2 separate regions of the Homo sapiens genome follow, and region 2 is linked to region 1. Evidence: chromatin loops called from intact Hi-C (ENCODE). Cell type or tissue: OCI-LY7. All regions are shown on one strand. Each heading gives the region's core, and the rest is flanking DNA. Links, peaks and the distances in the headings are about the cores only.

Evidence for each region. Hi-C counts contacts between places; a loop is a spot of excess contacts. Peaks named below come from ENCODE experiments on the same cell type or tissue, not always from the same donor. Only the 100,000 strongest peaks of a DNase experiment are listed, where the experiment ranks them.
Region 2: a loop joins it to region 1, with 4 times the contacts of the local background. A loop is called at or near these places in 2 of 110 quality-filtered maps.

What each region holds. Positions count from the first base shown.
Region 1 is chr20:45,202,545-45,207,930 of GRCh38, forward strand. SEMG1 (semenogelin 1) reads left to right here and starts at 4,489. Exons shown (of 3, transcript NM_003007.5): 1 at 4,489-4,585; 2 at 4,830-5,386. The coding sequence starts at 4,510. In OCI-LY7, for the core only: no CTCF peak of the experiment used is centred there; no DNase peak of the experiment used is centred there.
Region 2 is chr20:45,136,152-45,141,537 of GRCh38, forward strand. LOC101929863 (a long non-coding RNA gene) reads right to left here and starts at 2,878. Exons shown (of 3, transcript XR_936751.3): 1 at 2,666-2,878; 2 at 2,366-2,523; 3 at 1,287-1,746. RefSeq lists an enhancer at 2,692-2,751. In OCI-LY7, for the core only: CTCF peaks have their summits at 2,825 (motif pointing right) and 3,025; a DNase peak (open chromatin) is centred at 2,820.

The sequences.
Region 1 (5,386 bases), core at 267-5,266:
TTTGTATTACTCATTAGCATCCTTTTCTTTCACCTTGAAGAACTCCTTTAGCATTTCTTGTAAAATAGGTCTGATGGTGACATACTTCCTCACCTTTGTATGTCTAGGAAAGTTTTCATTTCTCTGTCATTTCTGAAGAACAGCTTTGCTGAGTATAGTATGCTTGGATGGTTTTCTTTTTTTTCATTACTTTGATAATATTATTCCACTCTCCTCTGATCTTTAATGTTCCCTTTGAGAAATATGATTTGATTGCAGCACTATTCATACTAGCAAAAACATGGAATCGACTTAGGTGCCCATCAATGGTGGATTGGATAAAGAAAATATGGTGTATATACACCATGGAATACTACACAGTCATAAAAAATAAATAAAATCATGCATTTGCAGCAACATGGATGCAGTGGGAGGCCATTATCCTAAGTAGATTAATGCAGGAAGAGAAAACTATATACCACATGTTCTCAGTTATAGAGGGGAGCTAAATGTCAGATACTCATGAACATAAAGATGGAAATAATACACACTGAAGACTACTAGAGGAGAGAAGGAGGGAGGGAAGGGGACAAGGGTTGAAAAACTAAATGTTGGGTATTATAGTCAGTATCAGAATGACAGGAAAATTCATACCCCGAGCTTCAGCATCATGCAATATACCCAGGTAACAAATTTGCACACTTGGCCCCTGAATGTAAAATAACAGTTGAAAAAGAAAAAAAAGGTCTGATGTGAAGTGTATTGGAACTGTTTTGCATTTTATTTGCTTCTTTTCTTTTGCTGCTTCAGTATCATTTATTTGTCTTTGATCTTTCACAGTTTAATTATTATATGTCTAGTCTTTTTTGAATTGAATGTGATTGGTGACTGTTGACCATCCTGCACTTTGACTACATATATATATATATAATAGACACATACATATATATATAATATATATGTATATATGTATATGTATATATATGGGTGTATATATGTGTGTGTGTGTGTGTGTGTATATATATATATATATATATATATATATATATATATATGAACTCCTCAGATTTGGAAAGTTTTCTGTTATTACTTATTTAATAAGCTTTCTTTACTTTTCCATTTATCTTTCTCTAACTTCTCTTGAATGCCAGTAAATTGTCCCTTTGCTCACTTAATGCTATTCCATACATCTCATAAGTTTCCTTCATTCTATTCTTTTTTCTTTTTTCCTTTTCTGAGTATATATTGTCAAATAACCTGTATTCAAGCTCACAGATTATTCCTTCTGCTTGATCATTTCTGGTGTTAATGCACTCTATTGCACTTTTCACACTTTTCATTTTATTCATTGCATTCTTCAGCTCCTATATTAACATTAGATATTAAATGTTATCATTTTTACCCTTTGTTACATCTCTCTTTCTGGTCACTTATTGTTTTCATCATTTCATTTAATTATTTATCTGTATTTTATTAAAGTTCTTTGAGCTTCCTTAGAACAGCCATTTTAAATTCTCTTTCAGGCAGGTCATACATCTCCATGTCTTTGGGGCCAATCAATGGTATCTTATTTTGTTCATTTGGTACCTTATTTTGTTAATTTGGTGTCATCAGTTTTCCCCGATTGTTCTTGATCCTTGTGATTGTGCATTGATGTCTGCACATTGAAGAAGTAGGTACTTATTGAATTGCAGGTAGGTACTTGAATGCAGATATTGAATTTAAGGTAGGTACTTACTCCAGTTTGGCTTTGTCTGAGAATGTCCCTCAACTCTGTCCGGAAATTCTAGGCAGATCATCTGTTCTAGGTTTGTAAGCCTGTGACTGTTTCAGTCATTGCAGCACAAGGAGATGTCATAAACCCAGGACCACCATGGCCAGTTCTGCACCAGGCTGTAACCCATGGCTGCAGAGGCTGGCACAATGATGGAATGCATTCCCAACTCCTCCTCACTGATACCTGCCTACGTATGTTGGTTATTCATAATCCAAGGCTGCTGTAGTTGGCTGCCAGTGGTACAGGTAAGAACGCAAGTCTATCTCACAGGAACTATGTGTTCCTCTCTGCTGCTGGGGCAGGTCTTGCTGCTTAGGCCACAGGTATTCAAGCAGGGTCACTATGGGTGTCCTCCCAGTGCTGAATTTTACTATTATAGACTAGTATTTTGTTCCGTGAAAAAGTCCAAGCCTTACTTCATTCCCTTCCCCCCAAAAGAAAGTAGCTCTCTCTGCACTGTGCTGCCTGTGATTGGGTTAGGGGTGATACAGGAAACAAAATTGTCTTTCGTGCCCTCTTCAATGTGTATTTTTAATTATTATACTATAATCAGGTTCTGTAATATCTCATCTGGCCTGTTTAGCTTTTGAGAAACTATTATCATATGTGGATAATTATTAAATTCGACGTTTTGGAGGGTATAATCTCTGGGGAGTCCTACTCTACCAGGTTTTTCTGCCCATTCCCCAAAAATAACTATATTTGAATCTTTTCTAAGTTGTAAAGTGATTTCCCATAGAATTGAGCAAAATACATTTAAGTCCTCCTGTTTTCTTCTTTTCCTATGAGTATAAAACTTTCAGATTTTTGTGCCAATTTAGTGCACTTTAATATTTTTGCATTTTTTATTTGTCCAACAGGACAAATCATTTGATCACTTAATCTTTTCCCCCATCATAATTCCATATCTAAGATGTATGCATCACCATACCATTTTTATGCTTTCCAAATCACTGATTTCTGATTTCAACTTTATCAATACATTCCTTTATCATTTGGAAATGTTTTTTTCCACATTTCATTGAATTCAATTCTAATATGAATATAGTAATCACATGTTTTGCTTGGATTGCATTTTCCTGGTTTGTTTTTGCAAATATTGTGCCCTTTTGTTTTATCTGCATCTTTTGGACACTAGATGAGATGAAAGTTTTGTTCTTGATCCATAAGTAAGATTAATATTTCAGACTCTATTTTGTATCAGTAAGTTTGGAACAGAACAGTTTCTGGTATTTTCTTAAGGGAAGTGTGAGGAAGATTACAGTGGTTAGCAGACACAGTAATCAATTTTAGTTCAGAACAATATCACCTTACTCTGTTGGGGTTTCTGCAATAAGGAACTACTTACTGCCTTTGAGGCAAACAGATAAATTTGGTAAGATCTCAGAGTGGCTCATAGAGAAACCATGCAGCTCACATGATTTATGTTTGATAGCATAGCACTTTTTTTCTGTGGTTGGCCTTTCTCTTTTCCCCTTCCATAGAGCATTGCCTACAGGAAGGTTAAGATTCTAAGACAGAATAATTGAAAATAAGTTTTCAAGCTATCCTTTCCCCAGCACTACCCTCCAAGGTGTTCTGAATGTACACAGGGACACTGTTGGGATGCTTTCTTCTTCTCCTGTGGTCTGCTCATAACGAAGTCTTTATGACTCAAAGTAAAGAAAGTTTCTTCAGACTTTTCAGGATGTCATCACAATTGGAAAAATCTATGCTTCTACCAAAGGTGGGAATTTTAGCTTCATGTCCACTCACAATACATTATTCAATTCATTGATGGTGGCAAATATTTCTCACAGCCTGTTTGGGGATTCAGCTGTTTACTACTGAAGTAGAAACTTCTCTTAATTAAAAAGAAAATTCTGCTGTTTAGGTAGATTTCATGAAAAGAACCCAATCTAGAAACCAGCATTTTTACTTTTTTTCCAACAGTTGTTCCTATCACCATGAAAGCATATTAAAATTCTTTCATCCTTTGAAAACACATCTGGAACTTACCTCACCCTCCAGATACAGCCTCAGCTCTCACTCCACCATGAATTCAGACTTCCTGAGAAGGTTGCAGCTGGTCTCCATCCTTCAACTGACAACCCAATGCAATTGTATTCATCTCTCATTAAAGTTACTAGCAACAACTAAGAAAAACTTTGGATACATGTCAGTCTTTATTGTGTTGAACTTGACAGACATATTTGACATTGGAGTGCCCCATTTACTTGTTTAAAATTTCTTTCTTTGGATTCCATAACGTTTCATTATCTTCTATATCATTGGACTTCTATGATTGCTCATTCTTAGGTAAAATAGAACGTGTCTCAAGATCATTTTTAAAACAAAAGGAAGTATGGAGTTCTATCTAAAATAGAGTATTTAAATTATTGCATCATGAAGGGAAACTCACATTTAGAATATAAAGGCATTCTCAGAAACCAATTGCTTTTGTAGCCTGAAGCCAGTCTCTTTCCTACTTTTGTCTATAATTCTGTAAAATTAAAGTGATCTGGCATGATGATCTAAAAGGACTGATAAAAATTTGCTGGGGCTGCCAGAAGAAAGAAAATGCCTTTGACATTATGTTGCTGGGGACATTGACTTTGTCCCACACTCAGCAGGGGTGAGGAAGTTGGCATTTACTGATAAGCTAAGAAAAGTCAGTGCCTTTTGTAATTTAAGCTCCACCCATGGCACACTCACTCAAGGAAGATATAAATGACAAGGTCGGCTCAGCTCTCAGACAAGGTTTTCCAAGCAAGATGAAGCCCAACATCATCTTTGTACTTTCCCTGCTCCTCATCTTGGAGAAGCAAGCAGCTGTGATGGGACAAAAAGGTGAGTGGAGAGGGTAAGCCTTGGGGAAAGCTGCTCAGACAGCTAATAATCTAAGATTATTTGGGGTGCAAACAGTAACCTGTTTAGGCACAGATTCTTCTCTTTGAAGAGAATTGATTTTCTCCACCCAAAGCTTCAGCTTTTCTAGAAATATCAATAATTTGTTGGGGGAAAAGTGGGGGGTAAGAGTTGTAAGGGAGCTTTGGAGATAATGAATGCATACCTTCTTATTATCAATTACCAGGTGGATCAAAAGGCCGATTACCAAGTGAATTTTCCCAATTTCCACACGGACAAAAGGGCCAGCACTATTCTGGACAAAAAGGCAAGCAACAAACTGAATCCAAAGGCAGTTTTTCTATTCAATACACATATCATGTAGATGCCAATGATCATGACCAGTCCCGAAAAAGTCAGCAATATGATTTGAATGCCCTACATAAGACGACAAAATCACAACGACATCTAGGTGGAAGTCAACAACTGCTCCATAATAAACAAGAAGGCAGAGACCATGATAAATCAAAAGGTCATTTTCACAGGGTAGTTATACACCATAAAGGAGGCAAAGCTCATCGTGGGACACAAAATCCTTCTCAAGATCAGGGGAATAGCCCATCTGGAAAGGGAATATCCAGTCAATATTCAAACACAGAAGAAAGGCTGTGGGTTCATGGACTAAGTAAAGAACAAACTTCCGTCTCTGGTGCACAAAAAGGTAGAAAACAAGGCGGATCCCAAAGCAGTTATGTTCTCCAAACTGAAGAGCTAGTAGCTAACAAACAACAACGTGAGACTAAA
Region 2 (5,386 bases), core at 223-5,222, 66 kb before region 1:
AAAGGTTTGCCCACATTTCTCCCTCACTCCCTCTATCTCTTGACTGAAAAAGGTGCTTTCTATGTGCCCCCCTGCCCTACCCTTCCCATGGCAAGGTGTGGCTCTCCTTTGAGATATGTGAGTATAACAAACTCTCTTTTAAAAGGCAGTAATCTCCTGATATGTTCGCTTTGTCATACCTAAATAATATTAAATACCTAAATAATATTAAAACCCAATTTTTTAAAAAGGAGCTTGGAAGGCAAAGGACTAGAAAATCAGTAGCAAGGATGTCTGTGGTAGGGAAAGAGGACCAAAATGTGAGGAGACATTTACTGTGAAGACTTGTGTATTACATATTAACACCTGCTGGGAAGCATCTATGATAGATTAGACCCTGACAGCCAAGATGAAAAACTCAACAAGTTGACATTAACCAGCTTTCTTTTTTCTTTTTTTCTTTCTTTCTTTCTTTTTTTTTTTTTTTTGCGACAGGGTCTAGCTCTGTCGCCCAGGTTGGAATGCAGAGGTGCGGTCTCCCCTTACTGCAACCTCTGACTTCCAGGCTCAAGCCATCCTCCCACGTCAGCCTCCCAAGTAGCTGGGATAACTAGCCTTCATCACCATACCTGGAGAAGTAACTGCAACACAAGGTAGAGGACAGTGGTGAGCATGGAAATGCACTGCTTAGATCTCCTGCTGCTTCAGGGTGTGCAACTGATGGATGCCCCCAGCTACTGTCCTCTGCATCTGCCACTATGTCTGTGCAGAAGTCATGGATGCTTCCATCAGGTTACTCCCAGCCAATGACTGAGTGAGGCCCGAACACTAAGGCAGGCTCATTCTGAGACCTGGGCCTCTTCTGATAGGTGACTTCAGTTCAAGCGTTGTCTTTCAGCCTGACTGGCACTTTACCAATGTTGTAATTCATTCTGAGACTCTTCCTCCTTCCTTCTCTCCTCCCTCAGAGCAGGCAGCCCTGCATCATGGTCTCATGCTCTCCTTGCCACTTTGGCTACCTCCCTTTGTCCCTCACAGGCATTTTCCCTGACACACACTCTTGATTACCTAATCCTGTCTAGGTATCTGCTTTTCAGAGTGAGTCCTAAACAAACCTACTCACCTATAGTTTTGGTTTGAATAGTTCAGGAAATGTTGAAAAAAGGGAGAAGAAGAGGAAGAAGATGGGAGAAAAGAACATGCTTTTTTTTTCCTTAATAGTTATTACTATCAAGTCAAGATGATTAAATTCCGTTAGAAACATTAAAAAGATTAAGGTTGCTTTTTAAATGAAAGGACAATATTCATCATATTCTTAAAAGTTTATTCTTTGTAACTATTATGCAATTATGATAAAAATGTTAGATGTCAACTTAAAGCATGCTAGGGAATAATTGGCTTTTCAAAATTTGTTTATAATAGTTACAAATAAAATTTTGGAAGACTTGTCCAGACTTCTACTACCTTTGTGGTCCTTAACTAAATGTGAAATATTAATCATATCCTTTTTTCAGATCCTAAGGGAAAAGCCATAAAGGATGGAGAGAGAGACAGGGAGAGAGAGAGGAGATCCAGCAGTCTTACAGATTTTTCTGTGGTTTTAAATATACAATGCTTTATCTCTTTGTCTTCTTGTCATATTAACAAGCATTTAACTCTGAAATGACATCTTGGGCCTGGGAAGATCATGGACAAATTGGAGACCAGTTATCCAAATCAGAGCCTGTAGCACCAGCGTCTCCTCAGGCTTGGCTAAGGAGTTTCCACCTCGAGAGAGAAGAGAGAATCAGGGATGTAGGAAGGTGAAAAGGTTCAGGGAAGGTTCAGCCTGGCTGGTACTTTGTCAATGCCAGGTGACATGGCATTGCAGGAGACATGAATTTGTGTCCTGGGGCACTGTGGCAGAAATCCTGCTAAGTACTCTCCTTCACAGAAAACTGAGATATGCTGCCCCAGAATCAGGGACTGGGGATCAGGGACTCTAGGCAAGCCATCCTAAGGAATAATGAATTTATAATCCCTGACCTTACAATTTAAATATGAAGAGAAAGGTGCTGTGAAAGGTATCGTGAAAAACTAAAATAATAACAATAAAAATTCAATAACCCTTGAGCAACTTAGAGATTATCTTGTCCAAATGTCCCCTTCATACAGAAGAGAAGGGTGATGCCCCTTATGTGAAATGGACAGTGCATATCCTGAGCAAGGAGGTCTATTGAGCCACCCGCTTCACTGTTCCGAGGCAGATCTGTGGGCCAACCCAACTTGAAAGATCTGATCTCAATGATTTCCAGGGGCATGGGCAGTTATCAACTCCTTCTAAGATGAATGCTTCTGCAGGAAGGTTTCAGGCGCAGCCGAGAAGGGCAGATCTGGGGCTCCTTACCTCAATCCAAAGTCCACCAAAGCTCTGTACACTGATGTTGACAGTTGAAGAAGCAATACTTCTCGATCCCCAGGCAGGCTTTATAGTGCAGCACACAGGTAAGAGGGTGAAAGGGCAGGATAGAGTAAACTCTGGGCAATATCCAGGTTTCGGTGCAGCTGGAGAAAGATGCCACAGGGTGAGTCGAGGGCAACCATAAGTCACTTCCAGGTATCAGGGCCAGCTCGTTCCACGGATTCCTCAGAGGAAATGTTCCCTAACCCCACCCACACCCAGGATTGTCACGCCTTACTCACTCACACTCTTCAGGATTCCAGGCTGAACCATGCGGAGGCCAAAGAGGACGGTCACAGAGAGTAGAGAGAGGCTGCTCAGCTTCTTGGTGCAAGAAAAGGGCGTGGGTGCACCTGGAGGCTGGACGAGTCTATGTCAGTTCTGGCGGGGCTCCACCAGCAGGCGGCGCTGTGGCTCTGGGGGCTGGAGGTCAGAGGTGCCTCAACTTGACCCGGAACCATCAGCTGTTTCCTTTCACCTCCAGGAAGAGATAACGTGAAACCATTTGTGCGGTATAATTTATGAGAGCCCTCGTGGACTGCCTTTCTTCAGGGTGTTGCAGGGCTGCCCTGGCTCTTCCTTATTCTGACTTTATCCAGCGGCTTTTGAGGCAATAGGAGGGCATTGTCTTTCCCCAGGCTTGTATCAGGTCTGACCAACTCCCCTCGTCCCAGTGTGTATCCAGAACAATTGAAACCCACCCCTCCCAGCGGTGTTCACATATGGGTGCGTTTGGGGTACCACATCGAAGTTGAAACACACACAAAGCTAGATATTGTGCTATCAGTAAGATAATTTCTAGATTCATAGAAAATATAAATGCATTATGAACTACAGAGAAATAAGTTTCAGTTGCGTTATTAGTGTTTGCTCCTTTAACTCCTGTCTTTATGTTGCCATGACTCTGCAAAAACTTTATTTGTTGATAAAATTAAAAGTCTAACTAGGTTATTTTGTAATGTGACCCCTAGGCTAAATAACCGTTCTGCCTCTCTGCACTCCTGTAAAAGTGTGTGATGTACCTACTCACTTGGTGGCTGAGAACATAGCTATCAGTAATGGTGAGAAATGGGTTATGAGTGCACACAGGAAAATTGGTACCTGATGTGGAAGGTAGAGAAATACTGAGGAAAAAGCTCTCTGAAGCAGGTGTTCTATCTATCTATCTATCTGTCTATCTATCTATCTATCTATCTATCTATCTATCTATCTATCATCTGTCTATCATCAACATCATCATCATCATCCTTTCCTCTCTTTCTAGTGCAATCTGTGGTTACCTCCTAGCTGTGTGTCTTTTTGCTGTTTTATGACACAAAGCTGGAAAGTTGATATATCTTTGAGGTAGGACAGTAAAGGTATATTGCTGGCCTTGCCAGCTGAAGGCAAATTGCTTCTGGTGGGCCTTATGGACAGGAATGGAGGAAAAGGCATTTGCCAAGTCAATGGCTGTACACCAGGTACCAGGAAATGTGTTAATTTGCTCAAGCAATGAAACCATATCTGGTACAGCAGCTGCAATTGGCGTCACCACTTGGTTAAGCTTATGATAATCCACTGTCAGTCTTTAAGATCCATCTGTGTTCTGCCCAGGCCAAGTGGGAGAGTTGATCGGGGACGTAGAGGGAATCACCACTCTTGGGTCTTTCAAGTCCTTGAAAGTGGCGCTAATCTCGGTAATCCCTCCAGGGATGTGGTATTGTTTTTGATTTACCATTTTCCTAGGTAGAGGTAGCTCTAATGGCTTCCACTGGCCTTTCCCACCATAATAGCCCTCACCCTACCAGTCAGGGAGCCAATGTGGGGGTTCTGCCAGCTGTTAAGTATGGCTATGCCAATTACGCATTCTGGCACTGGGGAAATGACCACAGGATGAGTCCAGGGGCCCACTGGACCCACTATAAGTTGGACCTGAGCCAAAACTCCGTTAATTACCTGATCTCCATAAGCCCTTACTTTTGGTCCTGGAGGACCACAATGATGTTTTGGGTCCCCTGGAATCAACGTCAGCTCAGAGCCAGTGTCCAGTAGTCCCTGAAATGTCTGATCATTTCCCTTTCCCCAGTACACAGTTCCCCTGGTAAAAAGCCAGAGGTCTCCTTGGGAAAGGATGGGAAAAAGATTCACTGCATAAATTGGTCATAGGGTAGTGGGGTCTTTCCTCAAGGGGCCCTGGCCTCCCCTTCATTCAAGGGGTTCTGGGTCTGTAAACTGGTTCAAGTCTGGAAATTGATTGAGGGGCCATGATTCTCTGCTTTTATAATTCAAATTAGTCTTTTGTCCATTCGACCTAGAAGTTTTATGCTTGTATAAATTAAATAGGAATGCAGTAGGCCTCCTATCAATTTCACTTTTTAGGAACACTAGGATTAATTAGCCAGTGCCAGAGCTCTACATGAGTCAGACTGATTGCTGCTTTGCCTCTGCTTTCCATTATGGTAGCTACACCCACCTTGCCTTTGACAGTTGAGTGCTGCCACTTGGCTCCTGCCACCTCGGGCTTCAGTTATTCCCATTGTATTTAAGTTTTGTAGTTAAGTGACTGCGGTTCCCACTGTTAGATCTGACATACAGAAAAGAGCAAATACAGGGCTCTTCAAAGATGAGGGTGCTGACCTCACAAATCGATTTCACAAGGCATTGGTCAAGGGTGTATCTTCTGGACCCTCCCAGCTGGGATGAGTAGGTCTAAAGTGACTAATTCGCTCCAGCATCCCAATCTCCCTAAGCCTTTGGATCCCTTCCTCTACATTAAGCCAAGGGAGATCAGGCATTTCCAGCTCATTCACAGTGGGCCATCTTTTAATCCATATTTCAGCTAAACAAGCAAATAAACTATTAGAACCTTTTAAAACTCCCTGAGCTGCAACATTAAATGCAGAGTCCCTACTTAGTGGGCCTAAATAAAGAAATTCAGCCTGATCCAACTCTATGTTCCTTCCACCATTATCCCACACCCCTAATATC